Regions from separate parts of the Homo sapiens genome. Here region 2 is linked to region 1. A link is an interaction called in ENCODE POLR2A ChIA-PET data of the cell type or tissue named here. Cell type or tissue: OCI-LY7. All regions are shown on one strand. Each heading gives the region's core, and the rest is flanking DNA. Links, peaks and the distances in the headings are about the cores only.

Region 1 (8,604 bases), core at 458-8,457:
ATGCTTGTAGGCCATATCAAAATAAGTGACAAGCTAGATTTAGCTCACACGCTGATTTGTCAACCTCCGGTCTAAACTAAAAAAAATGTTTACTGAAAGAAAGAACATTGAAAATTTGAAGAATACAATTGAATTATCACTCTCCTAACACTCCCCACCCCAATCCCTAATTTCTCAGCTCACTGTTTGGCTGCTATAGACCTCACTCGGTGGTCAACTCTATAATGTTATCTTGACAGATTTTAATGGTGCTAGCCCTTTCTAAATTAAAATCTGCTTTATGTCTTTTTTTTTTTTTTTTAGACGGAGTCTCGCTCTGTCGCCCAGGCTGGAGTGCAGTAGCGCAATCTCAGCTCACTGCAAGCTCCGCCTCCCAGGTTCACGCCATTCTCCTGCCTCAGCCTCCCAAGTAGCTGGGACTACAGGCGCCCGCCACCACGCCCGGCTAATTTTTTGTATTTTTTAGTAGAGACAGGGTTTCACCGTGTTAGCCAGGATGGTCTCGATCTCCTGACCTCGTGATCTGCCCGCCTCAGCCTTCCAAAGTGCTGGGATTACAGGCGTGAGCCACTGTGCCCGGCCTGCTTTATGTCTTTTGAAGAAAAGGCCCCCAGTTCCAATAACTTTTAAAAATTTTGCAGTACATTTTCTTAATTTATGTACATATATTCAAAAATTTCAGCTGGGCACGGGGGCTTACGCCTGTAATCCCAGCACGTTGGGAGGCCGAGGCAGGCGGATCACTTGAGGTCAGGAGTTTCAGACCAGCCTGGCCAACATGGTGAAACCCCGTCTCTACTAAAAATACAAAAATTAGCTGGGCATGGTGGCAGTCGCCTGTAATCCCACTTACTCGGGAGGCTGAGGCTGGAGAATTGCTTGAACCCAGGAGGCAGAGGTTGCAGTGAGCCGAGATCGCGCCATTGCACTCCAGCCTGGGCAACAATAGTGAAACTCCGTTTCAAAAAAAAAAAAAAAAAAAAAAAATTTCAACTACCCAGATAAGTCAACTTGGTATCTTAAGAATAAAAAGATATATACATGTACAAAACAAGTCCCTTTAAGATAAAATACCATTTGCAGATAAGACCTCTTAAGAGTAAAGTAAATCAATAAGAGATGCTTTTACTATGAAATACACAATTCTTTCTCCAGATAGAAACTCAAACGATTTAAAAAAACGATTTCCCATTGTTTTATCTGCTGCTGTGAGTTGTTTCCACACTGAAATTTTTACCCACATGTACCCATTATACATTTACAATAACGTTCATGTGATTTAAAGTAATCATCCCAATTTATTAGAAGGAAAAACAACCTTTATCCCAGGTTTTCGTAACAACGTAACATGCCTTATATGTGAGGCATGTAAACCTCACATATAAGGTTAAACACACAGAAATGACCCCAAACTTACTGAGCAAGTTCAAATCCACTGCACACCAACTTTTAATACTGTGCTAACAGAGGGCAGGCACTGTACTGGCCACCAGAAAGAGGACAGACAAGGAAAAAACTGAGAAACCAAGTCCTTTGGCTCCCACAGAGCCAGGGTCACAGGACCAGGTGCACCAAACACTGTGGCTTGGGTGATCACAGCCTAAAACTGTTAACCAATGATGTGTGACAAACCAATTAGAGGGGGGTTTGAGTTAATCCCAAGATCAATCAAATAGGATATGGGTGTGACATGAAGGAGGGTTACTGTTAAACCCTCACCTCTGGTCAGATCAATGCCCATGGCAAAGGAGCAGTCAGACATGGAAGTTAACATACAAGTCAGTACTGACTTTGAAGGCAACAAAAAATGAGGGAAAATGAAATGGCAACAAATTTCCCTGGGGAGAAATCAAAGGGTCTGGTAGATAAATGCCAATACATGTTAAATCCCAAAAAAATGTATTTGGCCTCCCCAGCAGAGGTTCTCAACCCCCATTACACATGGGAATCATATGGAGAACTTACAAAAATCCCAATGTCCAAATTGCACCCATTACCAATTAAGTCAGAATCTCTCTTTTGGAAGAACCAGTTTTTAGATGGATTGCTTTTTCTGTTTTTCTGTTTTTGATTACATTGACTTTTGTTCTTTTATTATTTCCTTCCTTCACTTACTTTGGGTTTATCTTGCTCTTCTTTTTCTAGTTAAAGTGGGAGCTTAGATTATTCATTTGAGGCCTTTCATCTTTTCCTCATATAAGCATTCAGTGCTCTAAATTTCCTTCTTAGCACTCATTTAAGTTACGCCCCACAAGTTTTTCTTTTTGAGATGGAGTTTCGCTCTTGTCACCCAGGCTGGAGTGCAGTGGAGCGATCTTGGCTCACTGCAACCTCTGCCTCCCGGGTTCGAGCAATTCTTGTGCCTCAGCCTCCTGAGTAGCTGGGTGCCTGCCACCACACTCACCTAATTTTTGTATTTTAAGTAGAGACAGGGTTTCGCCATGTTGGCCAGGCTGGTCTTGAACTCCTGACCTCAGGTGATCTGTCCGCCTTGGCCTCCCAAAGTGCTGGGATTACAGGCGTGAGCCACTGCGCCCTGCCACGAGTTTTGATATGGTATATTTTCATCTACATTCAGGCATTCAAGCCACTGTACTGATGAGAAGTGTGACGCTTAGTTTCCAAGTGTTTGGAGAACTTCTTGTAGTCTTTCTGTTTTGTTTTGTTTTTTTCCTTTTTTGAGACAGAGTCTCACTCTGTTGCCCAGGCTGGAGTGCAGTGGCACGATCTCAGCTCACTGCAACCTCCGCCTCCTGGGTTAAAGCAATTCTCGTGCCTCAGCCTCCTGAGCAGCTGGGATTACAGGCATGTGCCACCACGCCCGGCTGATTTTTGTATTTTTAGTAGAGAGGGGATTTCACCATGTTGGCCAGGCTGGTCTCGAACTCCTGACCTTAAGTGATCTGTCCGCCTTGGCCTCCCAAAGTGCTAGGATTAGAGGCGTGAGCCACCACACCCAGCCGTCTTTCTGTTTTTGATTTCTACTTTGATTCTATTATGGTCTGAGAATATACTCTATATGATTTCACTTCTTTTCCATTTGTTGAGGTTTGTTTTATGACCTGGGATGTAGTCAACCTTGGTGAATGTTGCTTGTGCACTTGAAAAGTAAGTATATTATGCTGTTGTTGGGTGAAGCATTCTATAAATGTCAATTAAATCTGGTTGACTGGTGGTGTTATTTCTTCTATATCTTTGCTGATTTTCTGTCTACTGGTTCTATCAATTACTGAAAGAGGGGTATTAACATTCTCAAGCATAATTGTGGGTTTGGGTTTGTCTATTTCTCAATTCAGGTCTGTTGGGTTTTGCTTTGTGTTCTTTGAAGCTCTGTTATGTGGTGCATACACATTTAAAATTGCTATGCCTTCTTGGTGGATCGACCCTTTGTATCATTCTTTTAGTCCCTGGTAATTTTCTTTGCTGTGATATCTAATTATCTGATATTAGTATAGCCACTCCAGTTTTCTTTTGATTGGTGTTTGCATGATATTTTTTTTCCATCCATTTACTTTTTATTTTGAGATACGGTCTTGCTCTGTCACACAGGCTGGAGTGCAGTGGCACAATCGTAGCTCACCATAACCTCCAATTCCTGGGCTCAAGCAATCCTCCTGCCTCAGCCTCCCAGGTAGCTAGGACTACAGGTGTGCACTACTGTGCCTGGTTAATTTTCCATTTACCTTTAAACTCACTGTATCATTACTTTGAATTGGAATAGACTGAAATGTGTCTACTCCATCCTGTCTGGAATGGGAAGTTTGCTCTCTGCACTATTTTTGCAACTCCTGTCTAAATTTATTATCTCAAAATCTCTTAACTCAAAATAAAAAATTAACTCAAAATTTAAAAATTAACTATTAAAAAAGCAAGTATATGATAAAAAGAGCAGTTTATTAATGTTCCTACATATCTGGAAAGTATTAATTTGAGAAAGAGAAAGAATCAACCTATCATTTTGTGAGATTTTCACTTACTGTACTCTTCCAGAGTGAGGAAACAAACAGGCTAAGAAACGGGTAAAACTTACAAGCCTGGGGATAATTGGGAGGCTGACCCCCTATCTGTGGGCCCAGAAGAAAGCAAGTCACTTTGTAACAAGGAAGTATATCTATTTTTCCTCAAAAGATAAATATTCACCACACCTGGTATTCCTGGTTTTGCCTTGGGAGCGGGGAGCTGTTTTCTCAGTCCTTGCATTTTCTAGTCTCCCTGCCTGGATTTTAGTCATTTCACTACTTATTAGCATTCTGAAAGGTTAACAGAATTTAAAATGTGTAACTCGAGAAGAAATAAAAGGCTAATCAGTTAGTTACAACACTTGTTAGTTCTGTAAAAGCAATGATGAGTGAGAAAGCTGGAAAGTACTGACTAAAATATGGCTTTCTGAGAATTAGTTGAGTTCAGTCATTTTTGCTGTTCATGCTCCAGTAGCCGCCCCAGGAAGCCAGATTTGGAAACAGTACCTGAGTCATTTGAGACAAAACAACAAGTTACCCCTGAATTGTTTTAAATGTTAACGAAAGAGATCACTAAAAGATCTAAGTCATGGATGGAACCTAATTACCTCCCCTTGGCCCTAGAAAACCAAAAACATCCAGATAGGAATATGAAACACAGAAGAAAGCAGGTTTTTCCTTTCTATTCATTTCTCCTATTATCTTAGCCCTATTTTAATTATTCTGAGTTAACGCCATTTTACAAAAATGGACAGATAAAAAATTAAACTCAAAATTTTGAAACAAAGACTCTTTGTTGCTGTGTGTGGAAAGTGACCATCTTGTCAAAAAAATACCTGTGAGCCTACAGCATGATTGATTGTTCAATGTGATGAAACTTTCCTGGACCCTAAGCCTCAATATTTTGTTATCTGAAAATCTGCAGTTTAATTTCATCCTTCAAGATCAAAGGCAAATAAATTAACTTGGTCTAGTGATTCCACAAATCTCTAGAGAGCTGCCAGGCAAGGCAGATCCACAGAATAACTCATTAACTTATAATGCTTAAAGCAACTTTGGGAAAACTGTTAGGAATTGAACACAGGCTAAAACTCCTGAAGGCACTCACCAATGTATCTTTCTACACAGTTGACCAGAAAACAGCTAAGCTCTGCTTGACTACTCCAGTGACCAGGAGCTCACTATCTAACAAGCAATTTATTCTAATGTCTAGACAGCTCTAAACATATGGATGATTTTCTATGAACAGAAAAAATCTGCCTTTTAACTTCCAAATTCTGCCTTTATGCTGGATTTCTTTCTGTTAACAGGTTCCAACCTCTCTACCTTTATTCCCAAACCATCTCTTGACCCTACTTCATTTTTCTCTAGCTAATATCCACTTTCTTTCTTTCTTTGCCTTCTCTTGCAAACTCCTCAAAAAGTAGTTTACAGTCTGTAACTCCTTCCTTACTCTCAATCTCTCCTTAATTGCTTCTATCTCACCAGAATTCTTGGAAAAATGTGCATACTTCCCAACCCTCATCTTTAAGTATCTGTATGCTGCATTTGACACGCTGATCACTCTGGCCTTCTTGAAACTACTCCTTTGGCTTCCAGAAGCTTTTTTCAAGTTCCCTGTGTTGCTAACACTTTTTTTCTTCCTCTAACCATCTTGTAGGTGATGGTGGTTCCCTGAAGTGCCCTACCCACATGCTTATGGCTCCCAAAACAAGGTCCTCTGGTCCAGAGCTGGAGATAGAAAGGAAAGGCGAAAGAGACAGGAAGGTAGGAGGGAAAAGCAAAGCAAAGAAGGAAGGAAGAAAGAATAGGAAAGATACATCAACAAAAAGAAAAAAGTCCTGACAACCAGATACATCAAGCTGGAAGACGATCAACACTGAGGAAACTATGTTCTGTTTTCCACTAGTTCTTCCTACCTTCTAACTGGTCTCAGTTGGCACCTTCCTCTATGCCATCACAAAATCTAGAAAAATCTCTGAACTCTTTCCTATATCTTACCCTGGAACATCCAATCAATTATTAAGCCCTGTCAGTTAACCTCTAAAATAATCTTCCAAATCAATGTTCCTTTCCCATCTCAGCTGTCATTTTCTTAGTTTAGGACCTATCTATTTCCTCAAACCTAGAATGCAAGAGCAGTTTCCTAACTGGCTTTAAAAGTCCTAATCTTGTTGTCCCCAAATTTACCCTCCACCCAACTGCCAGAGACCTATCTAAAACACAAATTGGATCATGTGCCTCCACGGTCAAGAGATTTCAATGGCTGTCCTTTGCTCCTAGGATCTTTATTAAGGTCCTCATCAAGGCCAACACAGCCCTCCACAATCAAGCCATGTCTACTTCTGCAGCTTTATCCCTCACCACATTCTGCCCCAGTTTTATGCTCAAACAATGCTGAACCTCTGCAGTTCCTACCTCTAGGCTTTATACCATCCCTTCTCCCAGGAGGACCCTCTTCTTGCTTCCTCACTTTTAAAACATATAAACTAATTCTTATAAGGCTCAGCAAACAGGAGCCTTATCCTTATAAGGCACAGCAAATCTCTTCTAGGATGCCTCCCCTACTATGACTCACCCACACTTTGACAATCAACAGCAGTATGCTCTCAGAGTGGCCTGTGTATAGTACCATCACTAACTTAAAGTATTTTTAACCACTAATATTATCAAATCTCCGAGAATGAGTTCCTACCAGGTATGGACTGGACTTTAAAAATTTTGTAATGGATGTTATTCTTCCTTTATCTCTTTGAAAATCTTCCAGATTTAGACAGTGAGCCAATAATACATTTGTCCCTGGTCCTAAGTCTCTCTCTGCTCTCCTGCCTGCCACTCTGAACAGAAGCAACATCTTTTTACTGTCTCTGTTCATGGGCAATCTCTGACTTCACAGTCAGGGATCATTTCCTCCATTCACTGAATGTTTTAATCCCATTATCTACAGAAATACAATTCCCAGCCATCTCTACCTTTTTCTGGACCTAAGAGTCCAGAATGTCCATAACTATAGGCCTGTAACTAATAATCCTCACTTATTGTCTGATCTGTTTCTGGTCCAGAGATTTATACTTTCTTGACCACAGATATGTCTAATTTTTTACTTTATTATCACTTTTAAAGAAAGGAGATATGAATTTAAAGTATGAAATCAGAGCCATCTTGACGAGAAGCCCTCAAGTTTAAATTTTATGACTATTACACAACCTTTTAGATCGGGGTCAGCAAACTACAGCCCATGGGCCAAATCTAGCATACTGCTTATTTTTAGTATGGCCTGGAGGCTAAGAATGGTTTTTACATTTTTAAATGGTTGAAAACAATTTAAAAAATATTTTGTGACATATAAAAATTATGTGAAATTCATATTTCAGTGTCCATAAACTTTTATTGGAACACACCCATGACCATTCACTTATGCTGTTCCAGTTACTGACTGTTGTGCAACAAACAACTGCAAAATTTAGTGGCATAAAACCACCACCACTTTATCACTTCATGAATTTTGTGGGTCAGGAATTCAGATAGGCACAGCAGTGATGACTTTTTTCTACTCCACAATGTATGGGACCTCAGTTGGGAAGATTCAAACAGCTGGATCATCTGGAGACGTCTTCACTCATCTGGCATCTTTGACTGGGATGGCTGGGCTTAGCAGAGACTACCTCCAGAGTGCCTATCTAAGGCCTCTCTGGCATAGGTGGCTTCTCAATAGTCAAACTTCTTACATGGCAGCTCAGGAGTCCTAGTATGAGTGTTCCAATGAACAAGGCAGATTGCCTTTTATGATTTAGCCTCAGAAGTCTCATACTCTATTGTATTGAAGTAGTCACAAGCTCACCCAGATTTAAGTGGAAGGAGGCACAGATCCTACCTCCCGAGGAGAAGAGAATAAAAAAATTTGCAGCTGTGTTTTAAACCTTCATTTATGGGTTTCACATCATTTTATTGCAAGGATCCAGGATTAATGACTGATTTAAAATGTGATACACATCCAGGTCTCAGAGCATCCAAGCTTCAAAACAATTTAGCTTCACAAGAGGACCATCATCAGGGTCATGACATGTGAACAATTTTAATACTTTCCTATTTGCTTCTGGTCAGTCTTTAATTCCAAACACATAGAACACATGTGTTTTTAAGTGTTATAGGAGTAGACTGGTGCCTTAAAAAAGAGTAATTTGTATCTGTGTGATAGATAGCAAAAATGGCCCCAATTCTTTATCCATGCCCTTTCCTTATGGATGCTCCTTGAATCTGGACTGGCTTTGTGGCTTGCTTAGGGCAATCGAGTACAGTATGAGGTGATGGTGTGCCAGTTCAGAGCCTAGGCCTCAAGAGGCCTTGCTGCTTCTATTCACTCTTAGAAACCTGACCAACTACCATGAGAACAAGTCTGGGCTAGCCTGCTGCAGGATGAGAGATGCATAGCTCTGTGCTCCTACCTCCTACCACTGCCCCAGTTGACAGCCGTTGGACTTCAAAAGCAGAGCTCCCTGCTGACCTGTAGTTGACCATAGGCATAAGGGGAGACCAGCTGAGAACAGCAGAACTGCTCAGCTGAACCCAGCCCAAATGACTGACCCATAGAATGAACTAAGTAATTACTATTTTAAGCCACTAACTTTTGAAGTGGTCGTTATAC
Region 2 (8,604 bases), core at 409-8,408, 530 kb before region 1:
TTTTGAGATGGAGAGATTATTCTAGATTATTAACATAGGCCCTAAATGCAATCACAGGTGTCGTTATAAGAGGGAGGCAGAGGAAGATGACACAAATAGGAGAAGAAAATATGAATACAGAGGCATAGATTCGAGTGCTGTGGTCACAAGCCAAGGAATGCCAGCGGCCACCAGCAGCTGGAAGAGCCAAGGAATGAAGAGAGTACGGCCTTGCCAACACCTTGATCTTGGCCCAGCCATACTGATTTTAGATTTCTGGCCTCTAGAATTGTGAACAAATAAATTTCTGTTGTTTTAAGTCACCAAGTTTGTGGTAATTTGTTACACTAGCAATAGGAAACGTTTGGTAGCGAAAGTGGGGTGTTGCTGTAAAAAATACCCAAAAATGTGGAAGTGGCTTTGGAATAGAGTAATTAGATAATAGGTAGAGGCTGGAAGAATGTTGAGAAACATTATAGAAAACTCCTAGATTACCCAAAACACCCTGTTGGTAGAAATATGGATGTTGAAAGCACTGCTGGTGAGGACTCAGAAGAAGTAAAGAAGATGGTAGAGAAAGTCTATATCATCTTAGAGAAGACATGTATCATCATAAGCATGTTAGTATAAATATGACCATTAAAAGTGCTGCTGGTGAGGGCTAAGAAGGAAAATCTTATTGGAAACTATAGGAAAGGTGATCTTCATTATAAAGTGACAGAAAACTTAGCAATTAAGTTAATTGTGTCCTACAGTTATGCTGAAAGCAGACTTATAAGCAGTGAACTTGCTTATTTAGCTAAGGGGATTTCCAAGCAAAGTGTTGAAGTGCAGCCTGGTTTTTTCTTGCTGCTTATGGTAAAATGTGATGAGAGGAAAGTGATAAACTGAGAGAAGAACTGCTAAGCAAAAATGAATCAGGGCCAGGCGCGGTGGCTCCCGCCTGTAATCCTGACACTTTGGGTGGCCAAGGAAGGAGAATCACTTGAGGTCAGGAGTTCAAGACCAGCCTGGCCATCATGGCAAAACCCCATCTCTAATAAAGATATAAAAATCAGCCGGGTGTGGTGGCACGCACCTGTAATTCCAGTTGCTCTGGAGGCTGAGAATTGCGTGAACCCCGGAGGCAGAGATTGCAGTGAGCCAAGATTGCACCACTGCACTCCAGCCTGGGTGACAGAGTGAGACTCCGTCTCAAAAAAAAAAAAAAAAAAAAAAAAAAAAAAGGAAAACAAAAGAAGAAAGAAAAAGAAAGAATCAGGAGTTGATAATATGGGAAATTCTTAGCCTATCCAGGTTGCCAAAGCTACTAAAATTAGGACATTTGCTTTTAGGAAAGCATGCTCTGGAGAGAACAAAGGTATGGCTGGGTAACTTTTTGCTACTACCGAAGAGATTAGGCATGTAATTCATGGATCCTCTCAATCTTCACAGCAGAAGCCAGGAGTAGAGATGAGATTAACGAGGAAAAGCCTGTGGCCCTCCTGCCTGATAGTGTGAATCCCTGTGACATATACAGGAGATCCACAAGGTTTTCAAAGAATGTTATGCCAGCAGAAACATTGCCAGCTTATACTGAGAGACAGAGATGGAATGAAATGAAGGAAGGCTTCCAGATTCCAAAAATTCTGCAGGCAATAAAACTACTAAGCTTCAAACCTGAGCTACCCTTCAATAAAAGGGATGGAGTTTTGGGCCCATAGTGTCAATTCATGAACTACTGAGGATTATTTCAAGGCCTTGAACCCTAATGGAATCTCCCCTGCTGGGTTTCAAAGTGGCTTGGTAACTATGACTTCTTAATTCCTTCAATTTTTCTCCCTTTTAGAATGAGAATGTCTATAACTGTTATCTGATGCCTGTCCCATGCTTACATTTTGGGAATAGATAACTCATTTTCTTGTTTCACAAGGTCCACAAATGAAGGGGAATTGTCCCCTGGGTTGCCATAGAGTCTCACTGAAACCTGATTTACATGATAAGATTTGAGACTTCTGAGCTGATGATATTTAGCTAAGATTTTGAACTTGAGTCGATGCTGTAATGAGTTGACACTTTTGAGGGTGCTGGGATAGGGTGAATGTACTTTGTAGGTGGGATGAACATCAATGTTTGGGAACCACAGAGTGGATTGTGTAGGTTGAATAATGACTCCCTAAAAGATATAGTATTTGGCCATAATTTGGCATATTTGGCTATATTATTTGGCCAAAAAAAGGACTTTGCAGATGTGATTAAGTTAAGGAACTTGCCATGAGGAGATCACCTGAATTATCTAGATGAGCCCTAAATGCCATCATAAATGTTCCTATTAGAGAGAGGTAGAAGGAGATGGCACAAAAGAGAAGACAATGTGACTACAGAAGCGGAGGCTGGAGTGATGTGGCCATAAGCCAAGGAATCCTGGCAGCCTCTGGTGGGAGCAGAGCCCTGCTGATACTTGATTTTGGCCCAGTGATATTGATTTCAGACTTCTGGCCTTTATAACCATGAGAAAATAAACTTCTGTTGTTTCAAGCCACCAAGTTTAAGGTATTTTGTTACAGTAGCCAAAGGAAATGTATATGCAAGTTCAAGAGATCTATTGTACAACATGGTGACTATAGTTAATAACAATTGATATGGTTAAGCTTTGTGCCCCCACCTAAATCTCATCTTGAATTGTAATTCCCATAATCCCTATGTGTCAAGGGAGACACCAAGTGGAAGTAATTGAATCATGGGGGCAGTTTCCTCCATGCTGTTCTCATGATAGTGAGTGAGTTCTCACAAGAGCTGATGGTTTTATTATGGGTTCTTCCCCCTTCGCTCAGCACTTCTCCCTACCGCCTTGTGAGGAAGGTGCCTTGCTTCCCCTTCACCTTCTGCCATGATTGTAAGTTTCCTGAGGCCTCCCCAGCCATGCGGAACTGTGAGTCAATTAAACCTCTTTCCTTTATAAATTACCCAGTCTCAGGCAGTTCTTTATAGCAGTATGAAAACAGGCTAATATACAATGTATTGTATACATGAAAACTGCTGAAAATAGATTTTAAGGGCTCTCACCACAGATAAATATTTGAGGTTATGTATATGTTAATCAGCTTGATTTGGCCATTCTACAATGTATACATATTTCATAACATCATGTTGTGCTCCTGTGATATTATGATTTATAATAAGATATATATATATTTGGTCTTCATCACCTGATATGGTTTGGATCTGTGTCCCTGCCCAAATATCATGTTGAATTGTAATCCTCAGTATTGGAAGAGGGCCCTGGTGGAAGGTGACTGGATCATGGAGACAGTTTCTTATGAATGGCTTAGCACCATCCCCTTGGTGCTAAGTTCTCAAAAGATCTGGTTGTTTAAAAGTGTATGGAACCTCCACCCTCTCTCCCTCATGCGCTGGCCATGTAAGACATGCCTGCTTCCCCTTTGACTTCTGCCGTGGTTGTAAGTTTCCTGAGGCCTCCCCAGAAGCAGAAGCCGCTATGCTTCCTGTACAGCCTGTGGAACTGTGAGCCAATTAAACCTCTTTTCTTTATAAATCACCCAGTCTCAGGTATTTCTTTATAGCAGTACAAGAACAGTCTAATACATTCCCCATTTCCTGGCACAGAGTTCCTAAAAGCCTTGGAATCTCCAGAGTGATGAGTGACTTTTTACACTAATGAGATGATGATGACTGGTGGCCCCCAGATAGCCTCAGGATGGTGGATGGTCACCAGAAAGACCAAGACATGATTACAGGATTGAGACTTGCAGACTCACCATAAACTCTGGGGAGGGGAGAAGGGCAAAATGTTGAATTGATCACCAATGGCCAATTACATAACCAATCATGCCTACATAATGAAGTTTCCATAAAAGCCCAAAAGAACTGGCTTTGGATGAGCTTCCAGATAGTTGAACACAGTGAGATTCCTAGAGGGTGGCATGACTAGAGAGGGCATGGAAGCTCTGCACCCCTTCCCCCATTCCTCACTCTATGCATCTCTTCCATCTGCTATTCATCTGCATCCTTTGTAATACCCTTGATAATAAATAGGTAAATGTAAGTAATGTTTCCCTAAATTCTAGGAGCTGCTCTAGCAAATTAATTGAACCCAAAGAGGGGGTCATTGATTTATAGCTGGTTGGTCAGACGTGTAGGTCACAACCTGGGACTTACAATTGGCATCTGAAGTGGGGGCAGTCTTGTGGTATTGAGCCCTCTAATGGCAGTATTTTCAGGTAGCGTCAGAATTGAATTGGAGGACACCCAGGTGGTATCCACTGGAGAATCTAATGTCAGAAGTGTTATGTTGGCTGTGTTAGGGTAAGAGAAACACTGTTTCGGCCAGGCGTGGTGGCTCATGCCTGTAATCCCAGCACTTTGGGAGGCCGAGGTGGGCAGATCACCCGAGGTCAAGAGTTCAAGACTAGCCTGGCCAACATGGTAAAACCCCGTCTCTACAAAAATACAAAAATTAGCCGGGCATGATGGCGGGTGCCTGTAATCCCAGCTACTCAGGAGGCTGAGGCAGGAGAATCGCTTGAACCCGGGAGGTGGAGGTTGTAGTGAGCCAAGATCACGCCACTGCACTCCAGCCTGGGAGACAGAGCAAGACCCCATCTCAAAAAACAAAAAAAAAAAGAAAAGAAAGAAAGACTGTTTTTTCCCTCTACCTCTATTAATACCATAAATATATACAATTTTTCTTTGTCAATTAAATAATAATAAAAACAAAACAAAACAAACATGAGAGGCTGGGTGCAGTGGCGAATGCCTATAATCCCAGCAATTTCAAAGGCCGAGGTGGGTGGACTGCTTGAGCCCAGGAGTTTGAGACCAGCCTGGGCAACACAGTGAAACCCCATCTCTACAAAAAAAATACAAAAAATTAGCCAGCTGTGATGGCATGCACCCGTTGTCTCAGCTACTCAGGAAGCTGAGGTGGGAGTATCACTTGAGCCTGGGGAGGATGAGGCTGCAGTGAGCTATGATCGCACCACTGCACTCCAGCCTGGGCAACAGAGCAAGACCATCTCAGAAAAAAAACAAAACAAAAAAAATTACATTTACTATTGCCCTATCTTGCTTAATTTTTGTTTCACTCCCAGTAGTTTCTTAGTGTGGTCTGCTGTCCTAGAAGACAGCCCTGGTATGTCATCATACAGTAAAGAATTAACTTAGGAGGTCTGGGTTGTTTAAACCTTGTGCATTCCAAGGAAAGGTTTGGCCCTTGCCCCAGCTCCTGGGATATAACCTGTAAGTCAGGGGTCCCCAACTGCCAGTCCACAGACCAGTATGAGTCCAAGGCCTGTTAGGAACTGGGCCGCACAGCAGGAGGTGAGAAGCAGGCAAGGGAGCGATACTGCTTGAGCTCCACCTCCTGTCAGATCAGTGGCAGCATTAGATTCTCATAGGAGCACAAACTCTATTGTGAACTGCGCATGCAAGGGATCTAGGTTGCACACTCCTTATGAGAATCTAACGCCTGGTGATCTGAGATGGAACAGTTTCATCCCAAAACCATCCCCCTCCACCCCGCTCCATGTCCATGGAAAGATTGTCTTCCACAAAACTGGTCCCTGGTGCCAAAAAGGTTGGGGACCACTGCTCTAAACCCTTGGAATATACTGCCTGTTAAGAAATCTTTGTTTACTTGAGTGCATGAGCCATGCCAGATAGCTGTGATTCTTGGTGAGTCTTGGGCTGTGCAGTATCAGCGTGAACCTTGGAAGGACTGAGTAAGGTCAACCACACAGGTAGTTGGCCATGCCTGAAACTGACTCCAAATAAAAACCACAGACACCGAGGCTAAAGTGAGAGCCCATGGTTGGTAATATTTCATGTATGTTACCCCACATCTTGCTAGGAGAATTAAGCACTGGCCGTATGACTACACCAAGAAGGGCGAACCCAAAGCTTGATCCTTGTTTCCCCTGGACTCTGCCCTATGTGCCCTTTTCCATTGCTGAATTCTGAGTCCTTCATAGTCAATCAGTGAACCTGAGGTTGGTCCTGGGAACCCCCCAAGCACAGTCCGTCTTAAGAGTTCATAGAAGGCTGGGCATGGTGGCTCATGCCTGTAATCCTGGCATTTTGGGAAGTTGAGGCAGGAGGATCACTTGAGCTCAGGAGTTCAAGACCAGCCTGGGCAACATAGCTAGACTTTGTCTCCACTAAAAATTTAAGAAATGAGCTCAGTGTGATGGCATGTGCCTGTAGTCTCAGCTATTCGGGAGGCTGCGGGGAGAGGATTGCTTGAGCCTGGGAGGTTGAGGCTTAGGTGAGCCAAGATCATGGCACTGCACTCCGGCCATGATCCAAGAAAAGAAAAGAAAAGAAAGAAAGAAAAAAGAGTTCCTAGGAATTATTATAGTCTGCTCCAACCCCTTCCAACCTTCCTGCAGACCCCTCTCACTCGTTGCTGAATTTTGCAAAATTCCTCCCAGTTTCAGCTGCTGAATTCAAGTTGGTCTGCCATGCCCATTGGCTGTTTTGGTATTGTGTTCTCAGGTCTGGCAAATACTGCTTACTTCCCCCTGCTTTTTCCTATACAGATAATTGTACCATGAAGTTGTTGTGGCTGTTGGTGACTTGGGCTTACTCATGTGTATTTTGATATTCATGGATATTTCAGCTATCTATTGCTGTGTAAGTAAACCACACCAAAACTTAGTGGATTAATAACTATTTTATTGCTCACGAATCTGGGCATGGCTCAGTGGGGATGGCTCGTTTCTTCTTCTTCTTCTTTTTTTTAAGAGGTGGGATCTTGTTCTGTTGACCATTGGAGTACAGTAGTGCGATCATAGCTCACTGCAGCCTCAAAATCCTGGGCACAGCAATCCTCCCACCTCAGCCTCCTGAGTAGCTGGGACTACCAGCATGTGCCACTGTGCCTGACTAATATATTTTAGTAGAGATGAGGTCTTGCTTTGCTACCCAGGCTGGTCTCAAACTCCTTGCTTCACTGCTTCAGATGATCTGCCTGCTTCGGCCTACCAAAGTGCTGGGATTACAGGTGTGAACCACCACGCCCAGACTTGTTTCTTCTCTATATGATGCCTGGAGAAGCTGGAATGGTACTGGAGGATGCAAGATAATTTCATGATACGACTGAGACCTCAGTGCTAGCTGCCAGCTGGGGCCTCAGTTATGTACATGGCCTATATTTAAGAGTCTCATGCTCTACCAACTGAGCTAGCTGGGTGGCTGCCACAGCGCTGCATGACCTATTTTTAAAAAGTGTCTCATCTTCCAGGACCTCTGTCTTCAGAAGGACAGCACAGACCTCTTTACAGGGTATCTTGATTCCCCTCTCACTAAAGCAAAAGTTCAATGTCTTTTAAGGTTGGGCTCAGAAGTCCCAGAATGCCATTTCTACCATACCTTATTGGTCAAATGGAACACAAGGCCAGCCCAGACACAAAGGATGAAAAAATAGGCACCATGTCTTGATGGGAGGGTGGCAAACACATACAGGGTTGGAAATACAGCTGGCAGCCCTATCTGCAGAAAATCTGCCACACTGGGGACACTGTGTCTACTGGCCTCACCGTAAATATTACCCATGGGTTTTGATTTTGTCATCTGGTTGCTCTGTCTGTATGCTGGCATAACAAGAGAGTGAAAACTACGCTGCTGTCATCATGCTTCCAGCGTCTCTTCTAATTAAAAAAAAAAAAAACTCAGAAAAAAAAAGATCTGTTCTTTTCTAAGAACAGAAATTTTGGGTGAGGGCAGAATGAAGAGGTAAAAACATTCTAAATGGTTCATTCTCCTGAGAAATTAGGAGTAAAGGCCAGTAACACACCTGTGTGTGTGTGTGTGTGTGTGTGTGTGTGTGTGTGTGTGCGCCCATGTGTGTGCTTAATCTACCAATAGAGAAAATGTGAATTATGCTTATAAGGAATGGAAAGATAATCATCAGAAGAATTGATAAGCAGAGTAGAACTTCCAAATTACTAAGGGAGGGAGAAGGGGAATAAACAGAAGCTTGAGAGAGCCAACAAATGTAAGAAAATTGAAAAGGTGGAAACAATAACAAAATCGAAAAAAGGAAACAAAGTCCGATGGAACACACAAAAACAGGCATATCACTGATAAACTGAATGGATTGGGTTCTCCTATAAGAGAGGGACTGTAACATTGGGTTATAAAACAAAAGTTATGTGTTATTTACTAGAAGCACTTTTTTTTTTTTGAGATGGAGTTTTGTTCTTGTTGCCCGGGCTGGAGTGCAATGGCGTGATCTCGGCTCACTGCAACCTCCGCCTCCTGGGTTCAAGCAATTCTCCTGCCTCAGCCTCCCAAATAGCTGGGATTACAGGCATCCGCCACCATGCCCGGCTAATTTTGTATTTTTAGTAGAGACAGGGTTTCTCTATGTTGGTCAGGCTGGTCTCGAACTCCTGACCTCAGGTGATCCACCCACCTCGGCCTCCCAAAGTGCTGGGATTACAGGCATGAGCCACCATGCCCAGCCTAGAAGCACATTTAAAATAAAGAGACTGGGGCTGGGTGTGGTGGCTCATGCCTGTAATCCCAGCACTCTGGGAGGCCGAGGCAGGTGAATCACCTGAGGTCAGGAGTTCGAGACTAGCCTGGCCAACATGGTGAAACCCTGTCTCTACTAGAAATACAAAA

Evidence for each region. ChIA-PET counts read pairs that join two places held together with the same protein. Peaks named below come from ENCODE experiments on the same cell type or tissue, not always from the same donor. Only the 100,000 strongest peaks of a DNase experiment are listed, where the experiment ranks them.
Region 2: POLR2A ChIA-PET joins it to region 1 with 6 read pairs; 1 of 35 experiments calls an interaction of 5 or more read pairs at or near these places.

What each region holds. Positions count from the first base shown.
Region 1 is chrX:46,963,492-46,972,095 of GRCh38, reverse strand. All of the region lies in intron 1 of JADE3 (jade family PHD finger 3), which reads right to left. Among named protein-coding and RNA genes, the nearest start is that of JADE3, 55 kb to the right of the region's middle. RefSeq lists an enhancer at 8,278-8,457. In OCI-LY7, for the core only: no CTCF peak of the experiment used is centred there; a DNase peak (open chromatin) is centred at 4,445; H3K4me3 peaks cover 1,169 bases; H3K27ac peaks cover 658 bases.
Region 2 is chrX:47,488,634-47,497,237 of GRCh38, reverse strand. It overlaps LOC124905183 (a long non-coding RNA gene), which reads left to right. Exons shown (of 2, transcript XR_007068224.1): 2 at 58-302. Among named protein-coding and RNA genes, the nearest start is that of ZNF41, 9.7 kb to the right of the region's middle. In OCI-LY7, for the core only: no CTCF peak of the experiment used is centred there; a DNase peak (open chromatin) is centred at 4,897.